2 separate regions of the Homo sapiens genome follow, and region 1 is linked to region 2. Evidence: read pairs that join two places in POLR2A ChIA-PET (ENCODE). Cell type or tissue: MCF 10A. All regions are shown on one strand. Each heading gives the region's core, and the rest is flanking DNA. Links, peaks and the distances in the headings are about the cores only.

The links. ChIA-PET counts read pairs that join two places held together with the same protein. Peaks named below come from ENCODE experiments on the same cell type or tissue, not always from the same donor. Only the 100,000 strongest peaks of a DNase experiment are listed, where the experiment ranks them.
Region 1: POLR2A ChIA-PET joins it to region 2 with 10 read pairs; 7 of 35 experiments call an interaction of 5 or more read pairs at or near these places.

What each region holds. Positions count from the first base shown.
Region 1 is chr3:32,918,715-32,927,533 of GRCh38, reverse strand. No RefSeq gene overlaps it. Among named protein-coding and RNA genes, the nearest start is that of CCR4, 29 kb to the left of the region's middle. RefSeq lists a silencer at 3,091-3,291. In MCF 10A, for the core only: no CTCF peak of the experiment used is centred there; a DNase peak (open chromatin) is centred at 3,883.
Region 2 is chr3:32,868,279-32,877,097 of GRCh38, reverse strand. TRIM71 (tripartite motif containing 71) reads right to left here. Exons shown (of 4, transcript NM_001039111.3): 2 at 3,113-3,280. Among named protein-coding and RNA genes, the nearest start is that of TRIM71, 55 kb to the right of the region's middle. RefSeq lists enhancers at 3,594-4,397, 6,810-7,613. In MCF 10A, for the core only: no CTCF peak of the experiment used is centred there; a DNase peak (open chromatin) is centred at 1,097.

The DNA.
Region 1 (8,819 bases), core at 318-8,317, 51 kb before region 2:
CATAGGTTATATACAGATACTAACCATTTTATGTAAGGAACCTGAGCCTCCTCGAATTTTGGTAACAAGGGGGGGTCCTGGAACTAATCCCCTACTGGATACTGAGGGACCATACTGTATGCAGAAGTGCTCTAGCCCAAAATGACTTCTTATTTTGTCATCCAGATTACTAAGAACAGCAATAACCTTGGTATAGCAATTCTGTCATTTTATTAAGCTGAAAAAATTTAAATGTTCTACCAACTGGAATTACTATTAAATTAAAGCATTTGGCCAGGTGTGGTGGCTCATGCCTGTAATCCCAGCACTTTGGGAGGTCCAAGATGGGTGGACCACTTGAGATCAGGGGTTCGAGACCAACCTGGCCAACATAGTGAAATCCCATCTCTACTAAAAATACAAAAATTACCTGGGTGTGGTGGCACATGCCTGTAATCCCAGCTACTCAGGAGGCTGAGGTATGAGAATCACTTGAACCTGGGAGGTGGAGGTTTCAGTGAGCCAAGATCACACCACTGCACTCCAGCCTGGGCAACTGAGCAAGAATCCATCTCAAAAAAAAAAAGGAAAAATAAATATTAAAGCATTTACCCAAAAAATCGTGTATAGAGCTTAATAAAGCCCATCTTTTTTATTTTTTATTTTCTTTACTGAGGGTCCCACTGTCCCCCAGTCTAGAGTGCAGTGCTGCGATCACAGCTCACTACAGCCTTGACCTCCTGGGCTCAAGTGATCCTCTCACCTCAGCCTACCAAAGTGCTGGGATTACAGGCGTGAGCCACCACATCTGGCATCTTTTTTTTTTTCTTTCGAGACAGAGTTTCACTCTTGTTGCCCAGGCTGGATTGCAATGGCGCCATCTCGGCTCACCGCAACCTCCGCCTCCAGGTTTCAAGTGATTCTCCTGCCTTAGCCTCCTGAGTAGCTGGGATTACAGGCATGTGCCACTACGCCCGGCTAATTTTGTATTTTAGTAGAGACGGGGTTTCTCCATGTTGGTCAGGCTGGTCTCGAACTCCCGACCTCAGGTGATCCGCCTGCCTCAGCCTCCCAAAGTGCTGGGATTACAGGCGTGAGACACCGCGCCCGGCCAGGTATCTTTTTAAAATGTTACTGTTCTGTCTTTTTTTCCCCCTCTTTCCTTATTAAATATCAGTGCACTGAGGAAGAGCTTAACAAAGAAAAAATTCTTATCTATTAGAATTCAGCATCTTTATAGTCTTAAGGATTCTCAGTTAATGCATTTTTTCTACTTAAAAAAAAGCGTTTTGAATTTTATTTATGAAACATCAAGGCTTAGTGATGAATACCACAAATGATCCTGGAAGGTATGAGATGCAAGAATGAAGCAAAATGTTAGTAAATATGTGAGTATTTCTAAATTAAAACTAAATAAAATGAATATATTGTATTACTTGGAAAGTACATAAACATGAGGTAGAATTAAATATTGTTCAATAATAAAATGCAGAACAAACAGAAGACTGATCAGAACTAAAGGGTTCCACATTAAAGTCTTATGACTTTAAGTTTTGTAGGTTAAAGTTTAAGAAAAAACTCTAAAAAGATAGAACATGATTTTTTAAATAGAAGAAAAAAATCACAGAGAATCAAACTATTAACTGAAAAGTAGTTCTCACTACCTAAAATACTGAAATCCTGTTTTACTTATCTGTCTCACACATTAGGATTTAAATCCTATGAATGCAAAGATTTTTGCTTGTTTGTTAACTATCCCTAGCAGCTAAAGCAATGTCCCACACCTGGGAAGAGCTCAAAATTATTTGCTAAATGAATATCTTGCACAAATTAGCTTATATGAAATAAGAGCCTGGGCACGGTGGTTCATGCCTGTAATCACAGCACTTTGGGAGGCTAAGATGGGTGGATTACCTGAGGTCAGGAGTTTGAGACCAGCCTGACCAACATAGTGAAACCCCGTCTCTACTAAAAATACAAAATTAGCTGGGCATGGTGGCACATACCTGTATCCCAGCTACTTGAGTGGCTGGGCAGGAGAATTGCTTGAATCTGGGAGGCAGAGGTTGCAGTGACCTGAGATTGCCCCCATTGCACTCCAGCCTGGGCAACAAGAGCAAAACTCAGTTTAAAAAAAAAACAAAACAAGAAAAATGTTAGCGTCATGTGTGTGAAAGGTATGTAAGAAAATACAGTTCCTCAGGTAGGAAATGCAATTAGTAATAAATGATAATGAAATAAAGCTCAATCTTTCTAACAAACAATAAAATGCGAAACAAAATCTGAGATACTTTTTTACTTCATCATATTCACAAATACTTTAAAAGAGAATGAAAACCACAAAGATGATATATATCAAGAGTCAAGAAATGTGCAGCCATAAAAAGGAACGAGATCATGTCCTTCGTAGGAACATGGATGGAGCCATTATCCTCAACAAACTAACATGGGAACAGAAAACCAAACACCACATGTTCTCATTATAAGTGGGAGCTGGACGATGAGAACACCTGGACACATTGTGGGGAACAGCACACACTGGGACCTGTCAGGGTGGGGAGCGGGAGGGAGAGCAGCAGGAAGAATAGCTAATGGATGCTGGGCTTAATACTTAGATGATAGGTTGATCTGTGCAGCAAACCACCATGGCACACCTTACCTATGTAACAAACCTGCACATCCTGCACATGTACCCCAGAACTTAAAAGTTGAAGGAAAAAGTCTGGGTGCGGTGTCTCACGCCTGTAATCCCAGCACTTTGGGAGGCTGAGGTGGGCAGATCACAAGGTCAGGAGTTAGAGACCAGCCTGGCCAACATAGTGAAACCCTGTCTCTACTAAAAGTACAAAAATTAGCCAGGCACAGTGGTGCGCACCTGTAGTTCCAGCTACTCGGGAGGCCGAGGCAGGAGAATCGCTTGAACCTGGGAGGTGGAGGTTGTGATGAGCAGAGATCACGCCATTGCACTTCAGCCTGGGCAACAGAGTGAGACTCCGTCTCAAAAAAAAAAAAAAAAAGAGTCAAGAAATAATTGGGCAATCCAACATGCGCTTTGTCTTCCTAGCAACACAAAAACCTTTATATGTAAAGGTGATCACTGGATAATATAAGTGTAATGCTGAAAGAATAACAAATGCAATTCCACAATATGAGAACAGCTAAGCAAACCAAGGAACAGACACCATATGAACCATTTACATTGTCACAAAAATTATGTGTATGAAGACTATGAAGTGGTAAATGAAAATGGTTGAATATCAAATGTAACAAAGCATGGCCAACCTCTACTATATGATCACAACCATATACATTAAGCTAAAGCAGCCAGGTTGAATGAATTTTCATGTAGGAGGATTGTTCATAGCTCAAATTCCCAGGAGGAAATCTCTTGGTCAAAGGATGTGAACAGTTTAAATTTGAAATATATATTGTCAAATTGCCCTGCTAAAATATTGTTTCAGTTTATTTTCCAAAACAGAACTTTTCTGTGGCTACATGAAATTCATTCAATTATTTGACAAGATTTCCTGAACATCTCCTACATATCCAACACCCTACTGGATGATGGGATTTTAAGGTGAATATAAGGTGTCTAGATTCTCAGGGCACCAATTCATAGTCCAGGGAAGGACATAAAGATGTGAGGAATTTAATAATAAGAGAGTGTAAAATGTAAAATAAAAGTTGAACAGAATTCTACAGTAAAATGAGATAATTTTAATTAAGTGTAATATTGAATAAGTGAGATTTGACCACAATTCTATAAAATAACAGAAATCACACCTATTTCTGTTTGTTGGAACGAAGAAAGGCTTCTGAGGACAGCTGCTGTTTGCCAGCCATATTTGCCAGATGAAGAAAGAATCAAGTAAGGACTGATGCCAAGGCAAATGGAACGGTGAGGTCAGAGGCAAGGAGTGGAGAAAGATTAGGCAACTTGTCTGAGGATAGTAAATTCAATGTAGTCAACCAGGGTGAGATACTAATGGTAATTGAAATTAGACCTGAAGTCATCATTGGCATCAGCATTCCTCGAAACAAGAAAAACTTATGTGTAATGCTGAAAGAATAACAAATCTCATCACTCTTCTTTTTTCACATTGAATGTTAGTGCTATGTCCCAACACTGTAATGCAAAAGAGCCTAAGATTTCATCTAGTAGGTAGCCCTTTAGTGAGGTCAACTCCCATGTCCCTATTTTATTTTATTTTATTTTATTTATTTATTTATTTATTATTTTTTGAGACGGAGTCTCGCTCTGTCACCCAGGCTGGAGTGCAGTGGCATGATCTCGGCTCACTGCAAGCTCCGCCTCCCAGGTTCACACCATTCTCCTGCCTCAGCCTCCCCAGCAGCTGGGACTACAGGCACATGCCGCCACACCAGCTTTTTTTTTTTTTTTTTTTTGTATTTTTAGTAGAGACAGGGTTTCACTGTGTAGGCAGGATGGTCTCGATCTCCTGACCTCGTGATCCCCCCCGCCTCAGCCTCCCAAAGTGCTGGGATTACAGGTGTGAGCCACCGCGCCCGGCCCCCATGTCCCTATTTTCTTTTGAGCCCCTGATGGCTTTTTTCTGCCACAAAGGCCAGTCTTCCTTTCCCTCCAAGCACACCAACATCGGCTTAGCCAGTCTGCAGCACTCTTTCTTGGAGCTTAATCCCAACAATTCCTCCTAATCAGGTGACAACAGGGGACACCACTTAATTTCTTCTATGCATCCAAGGAATAAAAGTTAACATACAAGTATTTTTTTCAAAGTCTGAAGGATGAAATATGCATTATTTTTGTATTATGAAAAATATACCATTGTGAGATCAAGAGGAGGCCAAAGTGTTCACTGAAGGGCAAATTCAGTTACTGCAATGGGATGGATACTTGGTTAATCATCTTAATCCTTCTGGCCACATCCCTTCAACCTCAGGAGAGACCCAACCCCGACAGCCTCATCCTACCCAGGCTGTCCCCATATTACAGTTAGAGAATCACTGGTGGGAGGAAATGGCCCAGGTCTCTGGCCAGGTGGGGATTTCTGTGCCCTGAGGCAGATTATTTTCAGGGATGAATCCTGTTCACCCCACAGCCCACCCCTCAATGTACCCCCCAGTAATCTGGGACACGTGTGGCCTGGCCCTCCTACTGACACCAACATGTCTGGACCCCAACCTCCACCACCTCCACCACGTGTATCCTGTATCCACCAGGATACAACACGGCGGCCGGCAGTTAGTGGCCGGAAGGCTTCTCCAGCCTTTGCTCATGAGGGAGCAGCGGGGGGCATGTCTGAGTGGCACATGGAGGTGCAGTCTGTCAGAGCCCAGCTAATATATATGTCTATATTTTGTAGAGGTATCTTACTATGTTGCCCAGGCTGGTCTCCAACTCCTGGCCTCAAGCAATCCTCCTGCCTCAGCCTCCTAAAGTGCTGGGTTTGCACTTTGGTTTTTTGTTTGTTTTATAAGGAAACTAAAGAAGCCAAGGATTCTGGTTGAGTCCTAGATAACTGAGCTTTTCCTGGTGTTTGTTTGTTTGTTTGTTTTCTGAGACAGGGACCTGCTCTGTCACCCAGGCTGGAGTGCAGTGGTGTGATCTTGGCTCACTGTAGTCTCGAACGCTTGGGCTCAGGTGATCCTCCCACCTTAGCCTCCTGAGTAGCTCAAGTACAGGTATGCATCACCACACCCAGCTAATTTTTATATTTTTGTAGAGATAGGGTTTTGCCATGTTGGCCAGGCTAGTCTCAAACTTCTGAGTTCAAGCAAGCCTCCCGCCTCAGCCTCCCAAAGTACTGGGATTACAGGTGTGAGCCACCACATCCCACCCAATCCCAAAATGGTTACACTTTGAACTACTGTGCCTGGCCAATAGTGTCCTTTAATGCACAAAAATTTTAAACTTTAAGGAAGTCCAAATTATCTAATTTATCTTTTGTTGTCTCAGCTTTTGATGTCATATTTAAGAAAACATGGTCAAATACAAGGCCTGACCCCAATTTTAACCCATAGCTTTATGTGGGTCTGAGCTCCCTATTAGTAGAATCCACGGCCGGGCGCGATGGCTCACACCTGTAATCCCAGCACTTTGGGAAGCCAAGGTGGGTGGATCACCTGAGGTCAGGCGTTCAAAGCCAGCCTGACCAATATAGTGAAACCCCATCTCTACTAAAAATACGAAAATTAGCCAGGCGTGGTGGAGGGCGCCTGTAATCCCAGCTACTCTGGAGGCTGAGGCAGGAGGATTGCTTGAACCTGGTAGGCGGAGGTTGCAGTGAGCCGAGATTGTGCCACTGCACTCCAGCCTGGATGACAGAGCGAGAGTCTGTCTCAAAAATAAATAAATAAATAAAATAGAATCCAATGGTTCCTCATCAGAAGTCACTGGGAGCATTTTATTCAGAGGTCACTCTTTGTCATGGCAGGTATACTTTGACTGTTTTCCATGGGGGATCCCTGCGACTACTTGGGTCTGAACCACCTCATCCCTAGTAGATGGATGGCTTCAGGCATCTGGGATCCCTATCTCATGGATCCTGAATTTGTTTCAGGGAAAAATGAGCTGTTTTCCTCTAGGCCTACAGAAGTAGACACTGTCCTGGCCGCAAACATTCTGACTCCCACTAGCCAGAGACACCAGGGCTACTTGCATAATTCAGATACACTTTACCCATATAAGTGAAACTCTTCTGGGATGAGCCTGGAACCAAAATCTGGGGCAAGTCTGAGGGTGGAAAGAAATATGGTGCAGTTCTTGGTCCTCTTCCCATGCTTGGTCCTCTTGCCTCCGGGACCATGCAGAAGACTTGCTGACTCAGGGACACTTAAATCTAATCTAGGACACTCAAAACAGGGAAACGTGCTACTGAGTAACACATGAGAGCAGCCCCAGTTTCCAGGAACCTTTTTGATTTGGGGCAACTGGTCTTCAAAGAATGGGGATAACAAAACGCAGAACTCTGGAACTTTGTCTCAGGTGGGAACTGGGTGGATGGAATTGGGAATTGATAGATTGGACGGAGGAATGAGTAGATGGCAGATAGAGAGATAGATGATAGATAATAGATATAGATAGATAGATAGATAGATGATAGATAGATAGAAGATAGGTAGATAGATAGGTGATAGATAGATCAATCTGATCTACCATAGAAGCACTTTCTGCCTTTCTTTCTTGCCTCTTTTCTTTTGCACATCACAATGCAAAAAAAAAAGAAAAAATGAAGAGATTTGAGTATTTCTCCTTTGAATCATTTATTTAAAATAATTAAATTTAATTTGAATGAACAAATGAATACATTTGAGTGAAGTTATGAAATATAAAAAAGGAAATTTGAAGTTGAAATAAATAAGTAAATGAAATTTGAGTAAATGGAGGCAGAAAATTAGAATGAATGAGTACGCAACATCACTTGAATGCCTAATGACAAATAATTGCTGATGATACATTAAGGTAGAAGAAATGGGAATATGAAAGAATGCTAACAAGAATACAGTTCTTACTGCCCAAAGACGTAAGTTCAAGAATAAATGATATGAATGAATCTATCAATCAATTAAGCAGTTAATGCTAAATGAATATATGAATGTGCCTCTCCCCAGAAGCACACTGTTGCCTCTGGCACTAGGACAGGCCTGCAGTGAGGGAAAGCACTACCTGGACCCTCATCTTTCCTGTGCTTCCTGGCAGGACCTATACCTACTTCTGTTCCCAGCAGCCCCTTCAGCAGGAGAGCTCCGCATCCCACTGCCCTTGCTATTGTTAAGAAGAGTATGGAAGCGGTATATGGTTGATACGACTAAGAAGAGCACTGATCTCTTCCTCAAATTCTCCAAATAAAGATTGCCAGCTGGGCGCGGTGGCTCATGACTGTAATCCCAGCACTTTGAAAGGCTGAGGCAGGCGGATCACAAGGTCAGGAGTTTGAGACCAGCCTGACCAACATGATGAAACCCCATCTCTACTAAAAATACAAATATTAGCTGGGCATGGTGGTGCATGCCTGTAATCCCAGCTACTCAGGAGGCTTAGGCAGGAGAATCGCTTGAACCTGGGAGGCGGAGGTTGCAGTGAGCCGAGATCACGACACTGCACTCCAGCCTGGGCGACAGAGCAAGACTCTGTCTCAAAAAAAAAAAAAAAGATTACCAAGATTAGGAAATTAGAGCTGGGCTAGGGAAACACTCCTGCCTCTTAATCTTTGCTGTACCTATTCAGGAGAAACATATGTAGCTATTTGATTTATGAGTCTATTTGTTGAACCATTCCTCAATTCTGGCTGCCAATCTCAGTGACTTTGTTCCAGAAATGAAGCTCCCAAATATTGTCCTGCTCCCCAGACTATAGCCCCATTGGTGAAAATGCAGTAGTTTGACCCTGGGTACCATCATTTTAAAATAACTATTGAAGACTGTTGGTGAGCAGCAGAGTCTCCATGAAACAGTGCCTAGAGTCCAAAGAAAAGTGGTCCCTTCCATGTTACTAGATACCAATATACTCCATTACCCAAGAGTTATTATTTTTCGGGGCACGATCTCGGCACAAGCCCCTCCTCCCTGGCCCCAAAGGGCTACCACCCAACATACATTCAAACCTCCAAATCCTGTCTCTGGAATAACCAATTTTCTCCAACCCTGACTTTCTACTTTTCAGTCAGCCTGGCTAAGATTCTTCTTCCTTTCTTTTTTTTTTCTTTTCTTTCTTTTTTTTTTTTTTTGAGACGGAGTTTTTCTCTTGTTGCCCAGGCTGGAGTGCAATGGTGGGATCTCGGCTCACTGCAACCTCTGCCTCCTGGCTTCAAGTGATTCTCCAACCTTGGGCTCCCCAGTACCTGGGATTACAGGCATGT
Region 2 (8,819 bases), core at 609-8,608:
AAACAAAAACTTTCTAGGAAATCACAATCTATGTAGTGTACCTGGCTGTGGCGTTATAGATTAACAGACCTAAAATGCCTCTACCCAAAATGCCCCATGATCTAGTATTCAGATTAATGTTGGGCACACACTTTCAACTAACATTTGAATCATACCTCTAGGATTTATGCCTAGGTTCTCACCACTTACACAGCTGACTATATTTATTTTCCCCACACTCTTTTCTCCCCACAGAATTTCCAGTGAATTTCCATTTCTCTGAGATTTCACCATGTTAACCACTCATGATTTGTTGGTGCTCTCCTTAATAAGCCTCCAGCAAATTGTTACAACTCATTTTTTCTCCCCCATGGTGGCTTTTCCCACTAAGCACAGAGAGCACCAGCATTCTCTCAATAATGCTCCAACTGTTTTCAATCTCTTAAGAGAGTAAGAGGTTAATAAAATCATATCACAATCTAGGAGTTCAGACCTAGACACCAGTGGCTCTTTTTGTTTGTCTGTTTGTTTGTTTGAGATGGAGTCTCATTCGGTCGTCCAGGCTGGAGTGCAGTGGCACGATCTCGGCTCACTGCAACCTCTGCCTCCTGCATTCAAGCAATTCTCCTCCCTCAGCCTCCTGAGTACCTGGCATTACAGGTGCCTGCCACCATGCCTGGCTAATTTTTATATTTTTAGTAGAGACGGGGTTTCACCATGTTGGCCAGGCTGGTCTCGAACTCCTGACCTCAGGTGATCTACCCACCTCGGCCTCCCAAAGTGCTGGGATTACAGGTTTGAGCAACCGTGCCCTGCTGACACCAGTGGTTAAGTTCCTCAGGCGATGCCACAGTGTCGAGGGCACCGGTGTCGAGGAGACACCAGCAGGGTAAGGCATTTATTTGTCAAGGTCCCAACTGTCGTGGCATAAAATGAAAGACACAAACCACTTCATCCGCAGGGACAGATGCACTGATATACAACAGAATGATGCACAGGTGAAGACACTGACAAAGGAGAAGAGCAACACAGAGACACTCAAGGCATTTTAAAGACAATGAGCAATACTGGCATAACAATAACAGGATTAGTCATTCAAGAAAGTCTCTCAAACTTCCAATTTTATGATCTGAACATCATAAAATCTGACTCATCAGAAAAGATTGTTTCAGTATCATGCATGGGAATGTGATAGCGGCTGAGAAACTTATTAAATCAAATCCTCCCTCTTCTGTTAAGAGGCATGATCTCAATTCTTTAGCACTTTCAAAACGGATTTTTTTTGAAACAGAGTCTTAACTGTTGCCCAGGCTGGAGTGCACTGGCATAATCTTGGCTCACTGCAACCTCCACCTTTGGGGCTCAAGTGACCCTTCCACCTCAGCCCCACAAGTAGCTGGGATTACAGGCGAGTGTCACACCACACCCGGCTAATTTTGGTACTTTTTGTAGGGTTTCCCCATGTTGCCCAGGCTGGTCTCAAACTCTTGAGCTCAAGTGATCCACCACCTCGGCCTCCCAACGTGCTAGGATTACACAGGCGTGAGCCACTGAACCTGGCCAGAATCTTACTTTTAAAACAATTCACTTATATAAATATTCTAGAATGGTTCCTATGTAATTTCTCCTAGAGGGTGAACAATTTTTCTTCTCCTAGAGGGTGAACAACTTTTCTTGACTTTCAAAGTATCCTATAACACAGGGAAAAGTCACAATTTTCTGATTTCCTAAAACCTTGTCACCTGGATCAGACAAGATTTAATAGAAATTCAGGCACACTATCACCTATGTGAGAGAACCCTGCCAATTATCAAAGTTACACATGCCCCTCCCTAGCTGTTGATAGGAATTCAACAGAAACAACAGTTTCAATTACAGGGGATTCACCATCCAGGAAAGGACTGAAGACACCGAACCTCACATAACATTCTGCTCACTAATTTCTCACATATAAATAAGTAAATCTGTATCACAAAGGTCTCTGTCTAAAAAGCATTAGGCCGGGCATGGTGGCTCACGCCTGTAATCCCAGCATTTTGGGAGGCCGAGGCAGGTGGATCACCTGAGGTCAGGAGTTCGAGACCAACCTGGCCAGCAAGGTGAAACCCCGTCTCTACTAAAAATAGAAAAATTAGCTGGGAATGGCAGCGGGCGCCTGTAACCCCAGCTACTTGGGAGGCTGAGGCAGCAGAATCACTTGAACCTGAGAGGCGGAGGTTGCACTGAGCTGATATCCCACCACTACACTCCAGCCTGGGTGACAGAGTGAGACTCTTGTCTCAAAAACACAAATAAATAAAAGGCATTGGCTGGGCTCAGTAGCTCCCAGTACTTTGGGAGGCTGAGGCAGGTGTATCACCTGAGCTCAGGAGTTCAAAACCAGCCTGGCCAATGTGGTGAAACCCAATCTCTACTAAAAATACAAAAAATTAGCCGGGCGTGGTGGTGGGCGCCTGTAGTCCCAGCTACTCGGGAGGCTGAGGCAGGAGAATGGCGTGAACCTGGGAGGCGGAGCTTGCAGTGAGCCGAGATCGTGCCACTGCACTCCAGCCTGGGCAACAGAGTGAGACTCCGTCTCAAAAAAAAAAATTAGCCAGGTGCAGTGGTGCACGCCTGTAATCCTAGCTACTTGAGAGGCTGAGGGAGGAGAATCACTTGAATCCGGGAGGTGGAGGTTGTGGTTAGCCGAGATCACACAACTGCACTCCAGCCTGGGTGACAGGGCAAGACTCATCTCAAAAAATATGTTGTAGTAGTAGTAGTAGTAGTAGTAGTAGTAGTAGTAGTAGTAGTAATAAGCATTAAGCACCCAGCCTTTCTGCAGTCCTGGCTGGAAAGTGCCAATGTCCACTTTGATTTCGGGAGGTGGCTGGGTGGGACACGTGCAGGTGGTATGTTGGGGCCCAGGCTAGGTGCTTAGAAATCTGACCAGTAACTTTGGCCACATCCCTGACATCTTCACGAGACTGCCAGAACCCCTAAAGGGACCGCTGCTGCAGGGATGTCACCTGAGCTCATTTGGGTCACTATTCCACCCCCCACACTGGAATCTGCCCAATTGTCTGTCCATGCCACCCGACAGAAAGGGGGGCTCGATTCACGTGGGAACTGCAGAAGGGCAGGGAAGGCTCACCTGGATTGCCTGTCGTCCCTGCTGGGCATCTGCCAGCAGCTGGATGGTGAGTGCCCGTGAGTCCTGCAGTGCCTCCTGGAGGTAGATGAAGCTGTGGCCCCCATGCCGGCCCATTGTGCACTCACGACAGATGGGTACAGAGCAAGTGTCACAGTACAGGTGCAGCACCTGGGGACAAGAGAGGGTACAGGCATAAATGGAGATGCAGGACGGGAGGAGGAGGGAAGACAGCAACTGGAGGGCCCTGGCTCTCACAACCGAACGACCAGCTTCCCCAATGAGCAAGCACACCCCAAAGGGAGAGGCAGCAGTGGCGTAACTGCAAACATAACTAAAAATATCTGCTTCCTTTTTTCTCCCACTCTCTCTGCCCCAAATTAAGGGGGAATGGAGGGGGGAACACAACTGAATGCCATATCCCACTCTAGTCTCATTCAGAACTGTAACAGAGACACTTCGAAGGCAGAAACCAAACAAAACAAACCTCCTGGCATGAGAGTTTGCCCTGAATCTTAGCTTCATTATCCAGAAAAGTTGTTAAGACTGTGTTACCTAGTCTGATATTAGTGGCCTGGATGTAAGAATGTACCAGAAAAGTTTCCTTTGCTGCTCTAGCCTAGATGTGTGAAGCAAGGTTAAGAGCCAGTAACAACCATCCTCACACCACAGGTAGTAATGCAAAGTGCAAAGCATGGTTCTCCCAGGCACTCAAGCAAGCTACAGGCTTAAGTTTCTGGAACGAAGGCAAAAAGCTAGTGGTAAGGTCAGCCAGCTCCTTGCCTTTCTTCTTCATGCCAAGTTATTCCAAGGAGTTGAACCTGGGAGGCAGCCAGTGCTGACAGAACTGCTTTATGTGATGTTCTACACTTCCCTGGGGCCCAGCACGCTGGGAGGGAGGGAGGGAGGGAGGGAGGGAGGGAGGAAGAGAGAGAAGGGCTGGCACAACCTTTACCTGCTAATAAACAAGGAGCTCTCAAGAGAGAAAACTCCTTGGCATAGAAACTGGGCCAGTCTCATTACTGTATCTCTCCACAGAGCAGGGCACTTAGCGCCACTCTGTAAATGTTTGCTGGATTGCTTTCAAGAGCAGAGCTTAAATTTGCCTCTGGTACACCTGGGCATGAGGGGAAGCTAGCTAACATGCAACAGGCAGGGAAGCAGTATACAAATACAACACCCACACTTCATCTCCAGGTGAGGACAGGAGTTGGGGAGTGCTCAAGGCCACAGTGTTAGCAAAGACACAGCAGGGAAGCCAGCATGAGCCTTCTACAGAGCTGGTTCCAACACAGGTATGACACCAGCTCTCTCATCACCAGTACAAAGCACCTTGCTAGGTATGGTGGAGATCCAGGATGTGAGATTCCAGGCGATTCTGCGCAGACTGAATAGAAGCTCATTCTGGTGAGAAGCAAGGCAGAGTGTTGTGGGAGACAGAGATGGGGAGAAGGCTTGGAAGTGGCCCAGAAGGTTTTCTTAGGCGGAGAGCTCCAAAAAGAGAGGGCTGGGGGCAAACAGAGGGAGACTGCTGCTTCTTTCCTTCTCCAAGTTCTTTATTTTATTAACAACCAAAATCTTCACATAAAGTGTGTCCACTAGAAAAATGCTCCCCCTAAATGGTTCACTCAAGCACACAGAAGTTACTCCACTCGGGGCTAATTGAGTTAATAGGGAAGTGTGTAATCTAGGATGGGTTAAACTGGTTCTCTAGAAACTTTACGATTCAGAAACAGGAAAAACGAAAGATTTAGGATATTGTGTTTTTACTTTTGTTAAGTAACAGTTCTGCTATAACCAGGAGGTTTTTATGGATCCTACTTTATTTGTTTGTTTTTGAGACAGAGTCTTGCTCTTGTCACCCAGGCTGGAGTGCAGTGGCGACGCGATCTCGGCTCACTGCAAGCTCTGCCTCCCGAGTTCATGCCATTCTCCTGCCTTAGCCTCCCTGGGAGTAGCTGGGACTAAAGGTGCCTGCCACCACGCCCAACTAATTTTTTTATATTTTTAGTAGAGATGAGGTTTCACCCTGTTAGCCAGGATGGTCTCGATCTTCTGACCTCGTGATCCACCCACCTTGGCCTCCCAAAGTGCTGGGATTACAGGCGTGAGCCAACGCACCCGGCCCAGATCCTACTTTATACAAGGGAAATGTGGTAAGGTTTGTAACTTTCCTACTAATTTTGATCACTGCAGTGCTTTGCCAGCAATGGTGGCAGACTGAAACCAGGTAGCAGCAACTTGCCTCCTTTAAATCAGTTGCTTTTAAAGCTGATCTATCCTTCAGAGATTATCTAATCCTAATAATCTTTTAAATCTAAAATTCTCAAGTATAAATACTAATCAAAAGATGCTGAGCTGGATAAATTCAGGAAAAATTCCTGGCCAATCCCTTTTTACGACCTGGTGCTAAAGCAATTCTACCAGTTTGAACGACGTTCCTTTCCTTTGCTCTCTCCATTTGTCATGGGAATGAAGGGATCACTCCTATGCTGATGTGAAGTGTGAAAACCCTTCCATCAGAAAGTTTCTTGTACATGTGAATAAAACATGCCACCAAACCTTCGGGTGGCCTCCCTGCTTCTAACAGCTAAGCAACCTTGAGAACGCATCCGTTCTTTCCCTCTTCTCAAGACAGCTGTGTGGACTGAATGGCACTCTCCTGCTTCCTTCGGACTAAGGGGCTCTTGCAAATTGTAACTACCTAGATTGCTCTCATCTCCATGGCTAGTGAGTACTGGCACTACCTGGCTATGGAACCATCTGTCCAATCACCTCTCTTGACCTGTCTGGGCTTCAGTCTCATCTGTGAAACAAAAGGGGCCTGACTGGGTACCTCCGGAAGACCCCCTTCCACCCCAGAAAGTCTACCTAATAGAGACTTGACAACAGAAACTAAAGAGCTTCAAAATTAAGTTCTAGTAGCTGGACGTGGCAGCTCATGCCTGTAGTCCAAGCTCCTTGAGAAGCTGAGGCTAGAGGAACACTTGGGCCCAAACTACCAAAAAAAAAAAAAAAAATTGCTGGGCGTGGTGGCTCACGCTTGTACTCAGGAGCCTGAGGTGGGAGGATTCCTTGAGCCTAAGAAGTTGAGGCTGCAGTGAGCCGTGACCATGGCACTGAATTTAGCCTAGGCAACACGGGCTAAGAGTGCAAAACAAACAACAACAACAGAACAAGTAGTAAGTTCTGGGCTGAGCCAGGGTGCCCATTCCAGACTCCAACTATGTAACTATAAAGAATTAAGGTGATTTTTCTTAGGTTTAGATCAACCTCAAAATACAGAACCTGGATGATGCTGGACATTTGCAATCCCCCCATGAATGGTAGGTTTTAAAAGATTCTGCAGATGCAGTAGCCAGAAAAAAATCCTGGTCAGAACAGGTAGTGGCCGGTATGGCAGCGAAAGGCAGGGTGCCCTGAGCCGACACCAGAGCCCTCCTGTGACCAGCCTTGAGAGCCCAGATATACAAATGAAAGGGGTCTCTGAATGCAATCCCTGCTTGGTATCATTTTACACAGGATCGATGCAGTTCTAAGTACCCAGAACACACTGTGGTTTCAGAAGAGCCAGTGCTTTCACAGCTCCAGGCCGCCTGCAACAGAGATGGGGACAGGGAGCACCCAAATGGTTGATAATAAAAAGCTACCAGTGAGTAAAAGAATGGCCTCAATGTGCTCGTTATTAGTAAACAATGAATTTTTAAAAGAATGCATTGTCCAAAAACTATAAAATGAAATCCACTTTTATAAACCTTCCAGCTAAAAGTTGGAGCAGAACTTTGGTAGGATTTCATGCTTCATTTAGAAGCTCCATGTCTCATCTAACCACAATTTGAAACTGAAAAACCACAATTTTAGAGCTGTTAAAACAATCGATAGGTAAGGATGTGCATGGATGTAATTCTCTCTGAAACAGGTGTAAAATTATTTTTAAGGAAATAAACTGGAGCTGTGTGGAGGGTCCTATAGCCAGAAATGTGGTAGTAGCCATGAACAGCGGCTCCCGGGAAAGGGGGGAAGGGACTGGGAAGAACAGGTCGTCTAGCAGCAGGAATTCCAGGGCCTGTTTGGGGCTTCCCGGGCAGATGCACAGACACGCCCCCTCGGGCCTGGCGACAATCCGGCTGCCCCAGCTAAATGGAGGAGGCTTGACCTCTGACCCTGCAAGTGACCACCCTCTTCCCTGCCCCCAGCTTCCAGAACGTCCCACCCATTGCCTTCCTCTCCCCAAAATCTAGAATACCAGGCAGAGACAAAGACCTAGGAATGTGAGCCCAGCAGGAAAGGAACGGGCGGGAGACTAGGCCGGGAGGAATGGGGGAGGGAGGTTAAAGGAAAATAAATAAATAAAAATACAAAGTAGGCATGTTTGTACCTTAGCCAGTGTTTAAATAAAATGCTTTGTTAATGAACGTGTGTGCACGCATGTGTGCACATGCAAATGCACGTGCACCCAGGCTTCTGGAATCTAGATTTTACACTATCTGTGGCCCAACAAGGAACACACACACCAAGGGACATCTGAAAGAATGAGCTTCAGGTTTAAAACACAACTACCCCTATCAGTGAAGAATGTAAGCTGAAAGGACAGAGGAAGGCCCAGATTGCCATTTAAGTTCATCGAAATGTCTCAACTAAAATACATAAACTGCTGTAAACTTTTTAAAGATTAGTTTGGTATCCCTTAAAATGACTGAGGACATTTACTTGGGCTCCCACAAACCAAGGCTGAACCGCTGACACCTGGCTAGATCTCCACCCACCCAAGAGGGTTTCTGAGTTTCCCACTACAGAAGTAAAGTGGAGGCAACAACAGGTTCCAGAAGCAAATGAGGCCCAGAAGAAGCCTTACCTGTGTGTGCTACTCTGCAGGTTCTCACGTGGGACAACACAAGATTCGTTTTAAAAATGATAAGCCAAGTTCAAGGAGGTAAAATCTAGCCATGAAATAAGTCTATTAAGTAATATTAAAACAACGCTTTACTTGACTGAGATAGACTGAGTGCTTGTGCTCAAATCTGCAGCCCAAACCCTCAGCAGAAGCCTCTCCTGTAGCCCTGGCCACGTGCTGCCCCACAACTATGGCCTGGATAAATATAGGAAAGGAATAGGGACCCAGTTCAGGCATAGTCCTCACCAGTTCAAGACAACAGAGCCCCGCTGCAGACACATTATCCTTTCTGTGGTGGGAGTATGAGGAGGGAGTGTTTCCAAAACACTTTTTATTTGGCTAGGTAACAAGTATTTGTTCAAATGCAGAAAGTAATACAAGCAAACAGTTTTTTAAAAAAAAAAAAAACCCTAATGTCTCACTCAATTGTCTCCACTTTAACCATGAAAAAAAAAAAAGCTTTATTCTAGGCGTAACTTAGTTTTTTAAGACAAAACAAAGTTTCTCTTAACTATATTAACTTGGAGAATGTTCTGGGTCACTCCGTGCAGAGATGCCTGGCTTTCCGAATGGCTGCATGGTATGTTGCTATATGAATGTACCACAACTTAATGAGTATAGGCTAATAAAATTGTAAAACTGTTTCCTGATTTTTGAAAAATCGCAAGCAGTGCCACAGTTAACATCCTTGTTCTTTACAGAATCCCTAGTTTTCAATTTGGTAATATATTCAATTGTTACATCACTTGATATAATGGTTATTGGGGGAAACCTACTTGCAAGCTTGGATAGTAAGAATTCCCGAATTCTTTTTAG